2 separate regions of the Homo sapiens genome follow, and region 2 is linked to region 1. Evidence: chromatin loops called from intact Hi-C (ENCODE). Cell type or tissue: gastrocnemius medialis. All regions are shown on one strand. Links, peaks and the distances in the headings refer to the core of each region. The heading gives the core; the rest is flanking DNA.

Evidence for each region. Hi-C counts contacts between places; a loop is a spot of excess contacts. Peaks named below come from ENCODE experiments on the same cell type or tissue, not always from the same donor. Only the 100,000 strongest peaks of a DNase experiment are listed, where the experiment ranks them.
Region 2: it touches region 1 in a loop (2.2-fold over the local background); 2 of 110 quality-filtered maps call a loop at or near these places.

What each region holds. Positions count from the first base shown.
Region 1 is chr9:106,671,756-106,679,934 of GRCh38, forward strand. LINC01505 (long intergenic non-protein coding RNA 1505) reads left to right here. Exons shown (of 7, transcript NR_104145.1): 6 at 1,114-1,184; 7 at 7,803-8,047. Among named protein-coding and RNA genes, the nearest start is that of LINC01505, 60 kb to the left of the region's middle. In gastrocnemius medialis, for the core only: no CTCF peak of the experiment used is centred there; a DNase peak (open chromatin) is centred at 4,206; H3K27ac peaks cover 2,443 bases.
Region 2 is chr9:106,724,404-106,730,952 of GRCh38, forward strand. No RefSeq gene overlaps it. Among named protein-coding and RNA genes, the nearest start is that of LINC01505, 110 kb to the left of the region's middle. In gastrocnemius medialis, for the core only: no CTCF peak of the experiment used is centred there; a DNase peak (open chromatin) is centred at 1,868; H3K27ac peaks cover 2,500 bases.

The DNA.
Region 1 (8,179 bases), core at 2,851-5,350:
GATGATAAATAAACCAGCACAGATATTACAGAGATTGGGGTGGGGTGGTGGGGGGAATCACAGTAATACTTAGAAAATAAAAGCAAATAAATTTGATGGCTGATTAAACAAGAGACAAAAGGGAAGTTAAGGAGGAAAAGATAAATCCCATGTTTGGCTGGGTGATTGGTTGGATGATAGAGCCATTCCTAGAAACTTCAAAGATAGAAGAGAATCCAGTTGGAATGCATTTAGAGGTGGGATGGAGTAGGGGATGAAATACAGAGGAAGATAAAAGTTGAGTTGAGTTGCAAGTACTCAAGAAATATCCCATGGGAGATAGCAGATAGATGGCCATCTCTACCAGTCTGAAACTTGAGAGAGGTTCTGGCTGGAGATGTGGATACTGTAGTCATCTACATAGAAAATATAACTGAAGTCATGGTAATAGATCCATATTTCAGAGAAAATGGATATAGCGAGAGGAAGTCAGGATTAATGATAAAACTCTAGGCTTAGTAGCAGTAATCCACCAGCTTTGGCTTTGTCCTATTTGTTGGTAACCCACATATTTGGAAGACTACAGACTTTCTAGGTTCATATTGAATATTGTCATCTAGGAATACATTAGTTTATGAAAACAAATACAATCAAATCCATGACTTTGAAGAGTGACAACCAAAAAAAAAAAAAAAAGCCTCTGGTGATCTCATTTTATTTTGTTCATTTATTTTGCTGATTTTTTTTTATTTGGAGTAATGCAATGTATTAAAAATATAGTCATTATTCATAAACCAAATCTCCCCAAGGAACTCATTCAAAGTTATAATTGCAATAATTAAGTTAGATAAAACAGGTAAAGATTATCTAACCTCTCTTTTCACCTCCATGAAAGAAAACATAGAAGTACACGGAAGTAAAAAAATCTTTACCTGGCAGGAACCCTATTCAATCATCACACAAAATGGGAGGGCTGGAATCCTCCACTTTGAGGGATGAAAACCTAGCTATCAATAACGGGCATGTCACAATTGATCTTTACTAGTAGAGTCAGCCATTTGCAGATACTATTCTGTCAAGCTACATAACCACGTTCCCTCCCCTCAACATCTTGTTTTCTTTCCACTGTCCCAGTGCAGCCATCCAGCCCAGAACACAACAAGAATAGAGTTGATGAGCCCTCTTCTCCTCAACAAACACCTGTGGTAAGCGAAGGCTGTGTCTACTTCTTGACTATTGTATTAATATTTGTCTATTCTTAAACAGTCTCTCCAAATTCTCAATTTTCTTCATCTGTAAAATGGAAATTGTACTGATTTTTCTACCTAATACTCTTGCATTACAAACTACCTTTGGGTTTGACTATTTTCCCTCTAGTAAAATCATTCATAGGATTTTTTCTGGCAGGTTAAGCCTTTCTAATTCCTTGGTTGTGGTATCACAATACCCTTGACATAAAAACCCCACTTCTCCACATTATATTGAGAAAATAATCCAAAAGAAATAGTAAATTTTGTGCCATAGACATTCTTTGAAATATTATCTATCGTAGAAAGATGATATCTCACAACAGGAGATTAATTAAGTAAATATTCACTTAATAGAATTGTATGCAGCTCTTAAAATGGCGTATTTATGAAGAAAGAACTAAAAGGGAAAGGATAAAGGTGATAGCCACTTATATTTCTATAATAATCACAGCTATATGAAAATGATTTAGTCATTTAGGCAAGGACTTTAAGAGGACATTCATAAATGAATTTTTAAAAGTCAAATTCTAATAATCTTGTGGTCATCCCTGCTATTTCCATTTAACGGAAGAGGAAACTGGACTCAGGAATTGCCCAAGACCAGTTTTAATATGTTGAAGTGGCAGTATTGTGAGTGGATTTTCTTCTTGTCATTGTGTCTTCCATTAATGATATTGGATGATTTTATGCAATTTTTGTTTCAATATTTGCTAGAAAGAAGACTGGGACAATGAGTTCTATCTTGTAATAAGTAAACAGTGTGTTCATTTTTAATTCTGCAATTAGAAGTATAAACTTTAGAACTGGGCAGGCTCCGTATTCCATTGCTATTGTGGAAAATGCCTCACAATCATTTTGGAGGTGAGTTCCTCCCACTCTCCATGTCCTGGGTGCTCAAATGGAAAGGTCTATTCACCCCCCTCCTTTGTCTTTTCCCATAATCACTCATGACAGTGGCTGAGAATCTCTGTTGATCATTAATTGGATCAAAGAAATAGGCTTGAGCCATCTCTTTGACTGAAATTGTACCACTGTTGTGAGCCCCATGGCTCTCTCGCTCTCTGTAGCTTGGCTCCAGCCCCTTTAAGACTGCTCATGCAAGCTAGCTCAGCACATCGCTAAGAGAAAACTTGAAGACTCACTTAAATGATTGACCTATTTCTGGGCTCTCTGTTGTTGCAAATTACAAGAATATACTGTGTGCATTTTCAGGTAATTTGATACTATTACCTTAAAACTCACTGGTTCCGCCTCCCCCTTCCCTCCTCTGTTCAGATGGAATATCTGACCTTTTCCCTTGGCAGGCTGTTTCTCTTTTCCAGGTAACTGATGATGATTTTATACCCTGGATGATAATCAATATGTAGAAGCTGTCTTTATTGATTTGGATAAAACCACCAATTATGGCTATTTTGAGCAGAGCTCAATGAGATTAGATGTGATTACATGGCAATGGGGTGTGAGCCCATCAGCAACTCAGGGGCTGCTGTGAGGCTATTTAATTGTTACAGATGAAATGAAAATGGGTGCTTATAACCACTTCCCACTCAGAAGACATACCTGCACACTTCACAGGGCAGAACCTCCAGGCTGGACCACACCTGGCCATGCACTCAGGACTCTATGAGTCTGGTTCACAGACAGCACAGATAAAATGGCTCAAGGAGAACCAATGGCCTTCATGAATCCTGTTTACTCCAGTCTGGGCTGTGTCATTTATACAGAAATCAGAGGCAGCAACGTTTCCAAGAATATATGGATTTCAGGCAGATCAGTAAGAATGTCAGGCAGCAGGAAAAGAACACAGCAGGCTTTAGCTCAGGCAGTACCCTTAGCTTGGAATGTTGGAGTGTCCTTCCCAGAATCCCCATCCTGATAGTCCCAGATTCTCTGCTGCCTCTTCTGAAAACTTTCCTTGTCATCTTTTCTGGAAGATGATTCTATATCCTAGTCATTAGGGACATAGATCTTGAAGTTCCCCTGTTACTTCTTAGCTAAGTAACTTTACACAAGTTACCAAACTTTTCTATGAACAATTTGTACAATAGGGAAAATATTGAAATACTTAAAACTATACTTGGCCCTCATCCCCAGCCTTCCATTTGCAAAGAAAAAGAGTTGGAGCCAGAGATTCCAGTGCACATCTCTGCTCTCTATACTTCTCAGCTATGTAGCTATGCCTACATTTCCTCATCTGCAGTAGTTACATGATTTAGCATGTGCAATGGCCTCAGCCTACCGAAGGTGTGCTCTCTCCCTGATTATTATTTTTCTCCTCTCAATCAGTTACTGAGTGGATTGTCTGGATCTTAGACATCTAGGACCACACGTTTCCCCCAGTCATTGAGGGCTTGGTAGCACAATATGATCATAATAATAATAACAACACAGTTCTATTTCATTCATTGATTCATTTATCCATCCATTCATTCAAGAGGTGTTTATTGAGCATTTATTAAAGGAGGGACTATTACGAGCACTGGGGTATATGGCGCTGAGCAAAACAAATGAGGTGTCTGAAACAATGGAGCCTACATGCCAATGGAAGGGGAGAGATACTAAACATATGGAAACAAATAAATGGAACAAGATAATTTAAGTGCTGTGGAAATATAAATCAGGGTTATGTGACCAAGAGTGACTGGGACATGAGCATTGGGAAAAGGCTGTTGATTTGATTAGACAGTGCCTCTCTAAAGGAAAGACATCAAAACTATGACCTGGAGGCCACAAAGGATCCTTTCAGGTGAAGTTCTGGGAAGAGTTGCAACAAGGTCATTAGGTGGAAACAGACTGGTATGTTCAAGGAATATCAAAGGCAATCTGGACAGTCCATGGCAAGCAATGGGGAAATCTCTTTGAGCAAAAACGCAGGTGCTCCCGCTCCACTGAAGTCATTAGCTCCTATTTATTTCAGGATTCCTGCACTGACTCAGGAACAATCATGACTCAACTCCTGGCTCCCTCGTGGTGACTCTCCAGAGTCACACTGAATGTGGGGCCTGGGCTTTTTGTTCCTGCAGCTCCTGCTATGCCATTTGATATCGCCAGTGTTGACAGAGTTCTAGCCACTGCCCTGTTCTCCTTCATAATCACCACACTAGAGCAAGGACAGAGATGTGTGTTTGGGGAACAGAATATTTCTCCTTATGTGTATTGCACTCAAGACTTAGATCACAGAGCAGACTTGTGATTAGTTCTCTTGCCAGCCCTAATTGAGTAGAATCTATTTATACAATCTTGTCTTCAGTTCATTCAGACTACCCTGGAAGTGGCATCCTAGAACGCTTTTACTAATCTGGGAGTTCAAGACATTTAAAATGTATGGAATCATGCTCTATTCCACATAACTCTTCTCTTTTCTAGTATACTTAGTGGATAGGAGCCCAGACGTGGGGTCAGATGGACCTGGGTTCAAGCTCATTTTCCACTGATTGAGTGAACCTGAGCAAGGGAAATAATCTCCCTGTGCCTCATCTTCCTCTTCTGTAAAATAGGGAGAGTAATAATAACTGCATCATAGCTTATAAAACACCAGGACAGGACCTATCATATAAAAAGACACAATAGTTTTTCTTCATTGTTGTTACTTTTGGACCAAGATGTGCACCTTGACCTTCTACTTTTTTTTTTCTTTTTTATTTTTTTTGAGATGGAGTGCAATGACACAATCTCGGCTCACTGCAACCTCAGCCTCCAGGGTTCAAGTGATTCTCCTGCCTCAGCCTCCCAAGTAGCTGGAATTACAGGCACCCACCACCACGCCTGGCTAATTTCTGTATTTTTAGTAGAGGCGGGGTTTCACCACGTTGGCCAGGCTGGTCTCGAACTCCTGACCTCAGATGATCCACCCACTTCAGCCTCCCAAAGTGCTGGGATTACAGGTGTGAGCCACTACACCCGGCCCTAACTTTCTTCTTTTAAGAAGAGTTCCTTCCCACTTCCTGTGACACTAAGATGTGATTTTTATTCTCCATGGTTGGGACAAAAATGAGACACACCCATCAGCTGGTTTGTTGAGTTACTGATTTCTTAATTACTGAGTTACTGATCCCTCCAAAGAGGATCCCCAGACCCTCATATAAGTAAAACTCTTCTCAGCAGTGCCTGAATTTATAGGAGATAACACAGCTGAGTTCCTTTTTTGGATTTCCTTAAAACTGCACAAAACAAAACAAAACCCAGAGCTCAGACTATACTAGCTACTCTGATTTGTGCAGACACCTGGACATGCATTAAATTCACGGTGTCAGAAAACAAGCATGGAAAACCCACTGAAGCACCAATCCATTTTTCCCCTCTTGCTTTTCATGTGTTTTTGAGTAACCAAAGAACATTCTTGTTTAAAGTAAAAAAAAAAAAAAAAAAAAAAAATACTAGTATAGTTTGCTTTTGGAGAGAGCTCCTTATAAAAGCTGCAGGCTTTTGGGGGGCTGAAAAACAGAACAATTGGAAACTCCAAGTGTGACTTCTGGCCCCATCATTTAAGGCCGAATTCTTCTCTCTGAGACACAGTGATGGTTCCCACTGCATAACTCCCACTGCATGACTCCCGCCATGCACTTAAGTCCTATTCAAAGGAAGAGTAGCCACTCAGCCTGCAGCAAAGGTAGAATATGCAATAGTTCTGTGGTGTTGTTGGAACAGGGCTGACGAGAGAGAATTTTCCTGCTAATCCTCTATCCATTCTGACACCAGCCTGGCATTTGGGAAGTGGAAGGGAGATAAAGATTAGGACTATGTAGGGTGAGCGGAGACATGTAGCAGCCTATATGCAAGTGTCGCTTCTCAAATACGAAACTGAGAAATAGATCACATTTTACACTGAAATTTTGCACTGCTTCTGAGCATCTTGCCAAGAGCTATTCGAAAGACAGCAAATATTTTAGGATTAAGGGTCTCCAAATCTGAGCAGAATAGGCCCAGCCGTGGAGTAGGTCAGCACTTCTGAGGCAGTTGCTTTCAGTTTTCATGGCCATGTTTGTATCCATGTCATGACTGAGTCAGGAAACCCGCCTGTTCTGTTTTGTTTTGTTTTACCAGTTTTGGTTGTTTGACCATCAGATTATACAATCGCTGAGACTCAACATGCTACAACTCAACTTGGCTGCAAAGATAGCAAAACATAGCATTTTTAAAAATCTGCCAGTCTTTAGAGAGTTGAATTGCATAATGTCTGTAGCTTACCAAGTGTTTTTCCATCTTCAGTCTGATACAACCAAACTGAATAGTCTTGACAAGGTGATGTTTATGGTTGCTAAGACAGAAAACAATTCCCACCTTAAGCCCTGTTCTCTCTTCCCTCTGCTTGCTCCCTGGGTGACTTCCTTCTTTCCTTTATTTAGTCATTCAATTGGTTTAAACTTCATTTTAACAAATGAATTCATTCCAATATGCATGTGGTTTTAGCCACCACCTGATGCTGATGGCAGCCTGCTCCCTCTTGTCATCCACAAGTGAGTACTACTGTCTGCTGCATGCACATTTCCACCTGGCTGCCTCATGAACACTTCTGCTCACCCTACATAGTCCCAAACTCTGCATTCCTCACACTTAAATGTAAAGCTTAACTCATTCTCTTTCCTCCTCCTTCTTCTGAATTTCTAATTGATGGAAAGCTATCAGCACATTTTGCCTAAGCCAGAATACTAGGTATAACTATTGACCCAGCTCCCTCACCAATCTTATACAAATTGATTAATAAAACTTGCCCGCTCTGCCTGTTAACATCCCTGAATTCTGTGCCTTTTCCTGTTGTCGCTGTCGCTCAAGCCAACCTCATTTCTTACTGGGATCACTGCATCAGCCTCCCATCATTTCTCCCCACCTCTATTCTTGTCCAATTTCAATAGATTCTATGCAAGTAAGAGTGATCTTTCTGAAATGCTTATTTGACTGTGTCACTCACTACTAAAATCTTTCAGAGGCTCTCCGTGGCCCTCAGTCCAAGCTCCTTTGTTTGGCTTAAAAGTTTTCCATACCTTAACCCTTTCCTACCTATATAGCCCTGTTTTCTACTGCCATCTGCCTACTTCTACCCTCCAACTCTTCCCCAGTCTCTCTACCCGCCTCCCCAGCCTCCTTTCTCTCTCTCACTTCCCTGCATAGATGTATGGAGCCCTTGCTTCTTAAACAGCACTCCTTCTCTTCTCTGCCTATTTCTTTCCTTTTACCCATAAGTTAGCTAGTGGAACATCCTCCAGGAAGAATTCTCTCATCACCCTCCCCCCTTATTAAACTGTGACCTCCTTAAAGATAGGGCCCATGTCTTCTTCACTTCCGAAAGTCGATTTCTAGCAGAGGGCCTCCCACATGGTGCTTCATAAAAACTCAAAGGTTCAATGAGAATTTCCATCTCAGTGTATGACTGACAGTCTAAATGCAGCTCTCAGCCCAACATATTACCCAGAAGGCCTCAAGGACCTAGTGAAGAGTGACTTCCTGGGTCCTCGTGGGTTTTCCCTGCATCCTGAAGTGGGCACACAATTAAATGGCCAGCACTTACAGTTAAAAGCTAAGCAAACCTTCCACACCTTTCTGGAAGTTCACAGTAGCTCTGCTTTCATTTTGCAGATGAGAACATTGAGGCAAGGGAACAGGTGGCCAAAAATACCCTCATAGCCTTGAGAAAGTCCATCTTGATGTTATCCAGTGAAACTTAATGGCAACGCAGGAGCCAGGGAGCCTGCTTTATTTTGGAAATGAAAAAGTCAGTACAGTTGATGAGAATTTGAAGAGAAAAGACACAACAAAGTAGAAGGCTAACACCAATTCCAAACAATAGTAAAGAATCATAATAAAGTTACTATGAATCAAAATATCTCATATTTATCTCATTTATTTCTCACAATTATCTTTTTATTCCTGTTTGTTATAGGAAGAAATTAAAGCTCAGAGAAGTTCCATAACTTGCCCAGAACCTCACACACACTAGTGAACAGCATAGTCAA
Region 2 (6,549 bases), core at 856-3,355, 51 kb after region 1:
AAAGCACCAGTTAGCTTTCCAAAAGTTTCCATTCATTATACTCCAGAGTTTGATGTAATCCAAAGTTTAAACAATATGTTCATTATATCTCTATTTACACACTCATTCAATCAGTAAACATACTTACTGAAAGTGTATTCTATCCAGGGCATTATATTAACCATTGTAGAAAGTTTAAAGGTATATAGGGCATAGCTCTATCTTTTGACATCTAACTGTCTAATGAGGAGATATAATAGATATGCATATGACTACAATACATCAGTCTGCATTGGCAATTAATTATAGAAGAGGCATTTTTAAATACACATTAGGATGTAAGAGAATGGAATCCCAGGAAGAGAGAAAAGCATGAGCAAAAATGTGGAGGCAAAAAGTACCAGGCTATTTTAAGGAATGACTGAATCACTGTGTTTGGGTGTTAGAGGAATGGAGGGGGAAAGTCTTGAAAAAGTATAAGCAGGCTGGGACGAGATATGAATGACTTTAAATCTTACACTGACGAGTCTGGCCTTTTTTACTAGAAATGAGAAATTAGTGATATTTAGAGCAGGGAAGAGCATGAGCAGAGTGTTGCTTTCAGAAGGAAGACTGATCTCAAGGCGAGGTGAAGGACTGATTGGAGTAAGAAAGCATAGCACCATAGTGACCAGTGAAGAGGCCCTTTCGGTTGACTCAGTGCAGGTAATAATGGCATCATCTAGGTGGATAAATATTGGAAGGCAAAAAATAATAATAACTACAAGAACAGACATAGGCCAATCAAACACCATATATGTAGAATGAGAGAGGAGTTATAGAAGACTCTGGAATTTTAAATGGGATGACAGGAACAATGTAGATCCATTGAGGGACAACTAGTAAGTGAGGGATGTTAATAGTCTTAATTTTAAACACGTAGGGAATTAGACAATATTTCTATATGTGCCTATGAGACATCTCCATTTTCAAACTTAGACTTGAAGTGGGAAATAAGAAAGTCTGGGGATAACTTCTATAAGAAAGTTTGTTTATAAACCCATTCTGAATTCCAAACAAGAAGGAAAATAGACGCACTTCGTGTTTTCTTTTTCTAGTCACCAATTAAACTGATGATCCAACACCATTTATTTCCATTGCCTTATCCACATTGCTGACAATCATAAAAACAGAGCCCAAAATGAGTCCATGAAGCATATCCCACCTCTGCTTGTACAAGACTGAAAGTGATAGCTTGAGAACAACCGGCAATGGAAGAAAACACACCCAGTATGGATTGAGAAGGCTAGTATCAAACCCAGAAAAGGACTTTCTATTATCAGTGAGGATGAGAATAAATGGCTCCCTAAGGAAATGGTATGTTCTCTTAATAGCTCACAAATTTTCCAGGTTAGTTTGATCAAGTGAAGCAGAGCTAGCAGGGATACAAATTATTGAAATGGTGGCAAAGATAAAGCTTCTATGTAAAATAAAATTTAAGATGCAAAGGAGATTAACAACTAGCTTTTTTAAGAGAATGAAGGAGGGGGCTTACAACTTGAAATATATCTGTTTATGTTCTTACTCCATTCCAGTATCCAATTCCTGAAGATCAGAAATAGGGAGGATTTGGTAAAACCCCCAGTCTCCATTTTCTATCTAGCCTGGCCCTGTGTTAATCTTTCACCCAGACTTCTTAATCCATACATCCACTGGGAGAAAAGCGTGTTAGAACAAATTGAGGAAGCCTGAGAGCGTCTCCTCACTTTCTGGCTGCCCTTCAGCAAATAGGGTTCTGCTAGGGACAGAAGCATGCACTCTATCTCCTATTTGGAGTTGGCTGTAGGAAAGAATCTGCACACATAGGCAAACTGCAACTCTAGCACACAGCTCTGGTTTGGTTCCAACTGAAGTCAGTTGTCCCATATCCTCTGATTGCAACACATTGTAGGGAAACCATCAGTGCTCTTCACTCAGATGTTGTCAGCCAAGACTGATCCCAAAATAACCATGATGGTCCCAGAGGGTGAATGGAACCCACACTTCCCTTGGTTTTCCAGTGACATTTAGGAAAGTTTTCCTCCAGCTTCAAAAGGTAACTTATCTAAGCAATGACTGGAGCGACTTCAAATTAATTAATGTTCATAGTTATTAACACCATAATTAAAAAGTTGGTCATTTGTTCCATTAATATGATATTAATGACACTGGTGATTCATAACATGAATCCCAATCTATATTTGCATCCCAGTTTATGATGGACAGCTCACTTCCACAGACATTGTCAACCCCATTTGCCGACTCAATTCTCTGTTTATGTTATCTCCATCTTCAGAGGAGAAGACCCAGTCTCAGAGAGGTTAAATGATTGTCCCAAAGTTTCACGGTTGCTAAGAGGCAGAACTGGGGCTTCAACCCAACTCTTCTAACTCTGAATCCCTTGCATTTTTTTCTCACTGCACCACAGAGTAATCATAGGGCATGTATATCAATTGGTGTGTGCACCAAGTCGAAAATCTCATTTAATTTCTAATTGTTCCAAACACACACTCACCACTGGGCTAGTTCTATTGGGGGGAAAAAAATCAGTGAGTCTGGTGGATTTTTTGTGGTTGTTGTATTAGTCAGGGTTCTCTCGAGGGACAGAACTAATGGAACATATATATATATATTCCATCTCTCTCTCTCTCTCTCTCTCTATATATATATATATATAGATGTATATATCTATACACAGAGCGAGAGAGAGAGAGACAGAGGAGTTTGTTAAGTATTAACTCACAAAATCACAGGGTCCCACAATAGGCCAGCTGCAGGCTGAGGAGCAAGGAGAGCTAGCACGAATTCCAAAACTGAAGAACTTAGAGTCCGATGTTCGAGGGCAGGAAGCATCCAGCATGGGAGAAAGATGTAGGCTGGGAAGCTATGCTAGTCTCTCATTTCACATTTTTCTGCCTGCTTATATTCTAGCTGTGCTGGCAGCTGATTAGATGGTGCCCACCCAGATTAAGGATGGGTCTGCCTTACCCAGCCCACTAATTCAAATGTTAACCTCCCTTGGTAAAACCCTCACAGACACACCCAGGGTCAATACTTTGTATCCTTCAATCTGATCAAGCTGACACCCAGTATTAACCATCATAGTAGTTGTTTTTCTCATAATATAGTCAAAATGCCCAGTTGAGCCAGTAAAGTTTTTCCACCTTGAGTGGATTACTTGGCCATGTGTTCATTCACTATAAAACAAATATTTACTGAATGCCTACTATGTTTTACACATAATGCTAAAATTTTCACGCAGTTTTCTCCCTGTGACTTAGGTTAAGTAGTTCATGCAAATTGAAAATGTTAATGTTATACACTTCTTTTTGTACTTATTTTCTAGTGTGATAGTCATTTTTAGGCTAGTAAACCTTCCTCATTTCTCCTCAGGAGAAAAAAAAACAATGTATTTGCATTAAGGAGGTTCCCCCTCATTTTTCAGTTATGTTCATCTCTATGACCCACTTATTTAGGTTCTTTGGAAAAGGAGAATTCACCCTGTGTGGGTCACCATATTAATTACTATTACAAGGAGCTGATTTATGGCCACAGAGCCCTTGCAGGTGTTTGAGAATGGTGCTCCACAATGGGAAATGGAAACAGGGTAATCAATAACCACCCTGAGACTCCTGCTTTAAGGCTGTCCTTGAAGGTGTGCTGTGGATCTTTTTCCAGCACGTCTGAAGAGCAATCCTTTTGCCAGCAAGGAGCCCTACGGGAGGAGAAGTAAATATTGTCTTTAGACATGGCACAAGGACCAAAGACACTGCCAAGACATCAATACTGAGATATCACAGAGGGCTTGTTGGTGGAGGAGGGAGGCTGGTCACAGGCGGGAAGGTGAGATTTCTTCTTTTGACTGCTGAGATCACTGGACTTGCAGTCAGAAGATCTGGGCTCCAGAGCTGGCTCTATCCTTTATCAGAAAAGTAACCTTGGACACATTACTTAATCTGTCCAAGCAACAGTTTTCGCCTCTGTAAAATAAGCATACTGATAGTACCTATACAATGTAGAGATTAGTTGAGATAGTCAAAGTTCTTTCTGTTCCAGGAAGTGCTTTCATATAGTCTTAATGATGCTTTTGCTCTCATTCTGTCCTTTTCATGTGAACTATGACTTTGGTGAGGGCAGGGCCATGCCATATATAATACTGTCTTTAGGCCTTAGCACAGGGACTGGCACACTGCAGGTGATGAAAGGTCTTTGTGAAGGATTGCATGCATCTTCCCTTCCCTTGTCTTCCTTCTACTTGCTTTCCACTTTGCCCCCTCTTAATTATCCCCAAATACATGTTGAATTTATGAGGGAGCAGCAGGGAGGGCCACTTTGGAGAGAATCATTACTCCACTCCCTTTCACTGCATGGCCTTTTCCCTAGGCTAGTCAGAGAGCTATTTGAGCTAGTTAAGTATAAGACCACTGAGTAAGAATGTTGACTTCCAACCAGGCTGCTATATCCCAGTTTTTTAGCTTAAAAGTGGCTATTGCGGTGCCTTAAATAAGTATAAATCCTGACCAAAAGAGAGCAAAAAGTTTAGCCTGGCTGAATTTTGAATCCAACCATAAACTAGAAAAAGAAGGAGCGGGAAGACTCACCACGAGGCTGTATCAATAGCCCCAGTGTGAGAAGGCTCAAAGAGTCTGGCCTGAAGCTTGAGCTACCACAGCAGTGAGATGATTTCTAATTTTAGAAATATTAAATAACTGATAATGATACGACCTTGTTAAAGAACCATGTTAGGAAAAAAAGGGACACTGTTAAAAATAGCGTACACTTTCCCTGCTGAAGGTTCCAGGTAAAACGTGGGTTCACAACCATAATGTAGGTTCCAGATGACGAGACAACCCACATTGCTGACAAATGTGGCAAGGCCAAGACTCCTGTGTGTCCTGGAAGATACGCATTTTCAGCAACCAGCAGGGCGGCTAAGTATAAGCACTGGGAAATCAAAGAAATAGGACTGAGTCCTTGTTCTCAAGGGGTGTGAAGTCTAGTCACCAGCCTAATGGTGACTCCAAGATATCCTAATTTTAATATGTGAAGCTGTGCTACAGTGCCCAAGACCTAACTGGGGAAAAGCAGCCTCATGCAATGCCTAGAAATGTCTGAAACATTGCTGCTGGCATCCTATAAAACAGGAATCTGAAATGCAAAACCGAAATAAAACCAGCAGGCCTCACTCTGGGAGGACAGAGAAATGGAAGATGCAGTAACCCTGGAAGGTTAACAGAACCCCGGATAGCTTCCCCATCCTGCCCAGTGCCACAGATAGGCACCTCTAAAGCTTGGCTACCTCAAGGATCATTAAATGCTTTTAGCAAAGCTGTCTCTGAGGAGCAACCAGCTTTGAAAGCCAAACTGAAAAATGTCCATCTGATCTTGTAATTGGAGAGAAAGTAGGATCTGTGCCATGATAACACATTAGAGTCATTTGGAGATGAGGGAAAGGAAGGGGTGGTCTCATAATTAGCAGGAGCCTGAGAGTGCAGAGAGGGGATGTTTCTGGAGTCAACACTGGAATTTACTTGGCATCAGATGCCATCAGTCCCTCCCTATGTGACTCTAAACACATGAAGAATTTGCTGAGTACACCTTGGCTAAATCTTATCTGAGTTTCTTCATGTCAACAATACTTCCAATCATACGGTTTAAAACTGGTTCTCCACAGGGGGCAGTTTTGTCCCCCAGGGGACATTTGACAATGTCTGGGGACATTTTTGATAGTCCTCAGTTGGAAGAGATTTTCTACTGGCATCCAGTGAGTAGAGGCCAGGGAAGCTATTAAACTATTTATTGTAAGACAGCCCTTCACAAAAAAGAATTATTCAGCCAAAATGCCAACAGTGCCGAGGTTGAGAAGTCATAGTTAAGAATAATGAATATTTTCTGAACTGCCATCATTTTCAGGATTCTTTTACTTTTATACCTTGAAAACAAAGGAATTGGCTTACCTATCATCACTACAGTAATAGAAAATTCCCAACAATTAAGATGCTCCAATGGTGTTTACTCATTCTTTTTTTTTTTTTTTTTTTTTTTTTTTTGCGGGGCAGCGGGGGGAGTCTTATAAACAGAGACCTTAGACAAGAGGTGAAGGGACTTCTGCAATACTGTCAGAGTCAAATACCTTGAGATTTCACTTTGTTCCCACATCTGAGGCCATCAGCCCTCGCCAGACCTCACAGCCTGAAATAATGTTTTGGAAAAGCCAAATATAAAGATACATGATTTTTTAATCTGCTGGGAGTGGGTGGGACCACACTACTGTTGAGAAAGATCTTTCTAAATAGTAGATTGGATTATGTGGCTCTCTTCTTGAAGCTTTCAATGACTGCCCACAGGACAATATATTGCACTGTTCTTCTCCATCTGGCTCCTACCATATCTCCAACCATCTCATCTTCTGGATCTTCCCAGCTCACATCATTTACCCCAGTTATACTGGATATCTTGTCTTCCCCAAGATGCAACTGTCCCATCACACTTTTCTTGTTTTTAAACATGGGAGTGTTCCCCTGCCCACAAGGTCCTCCACCCTATTTTCCA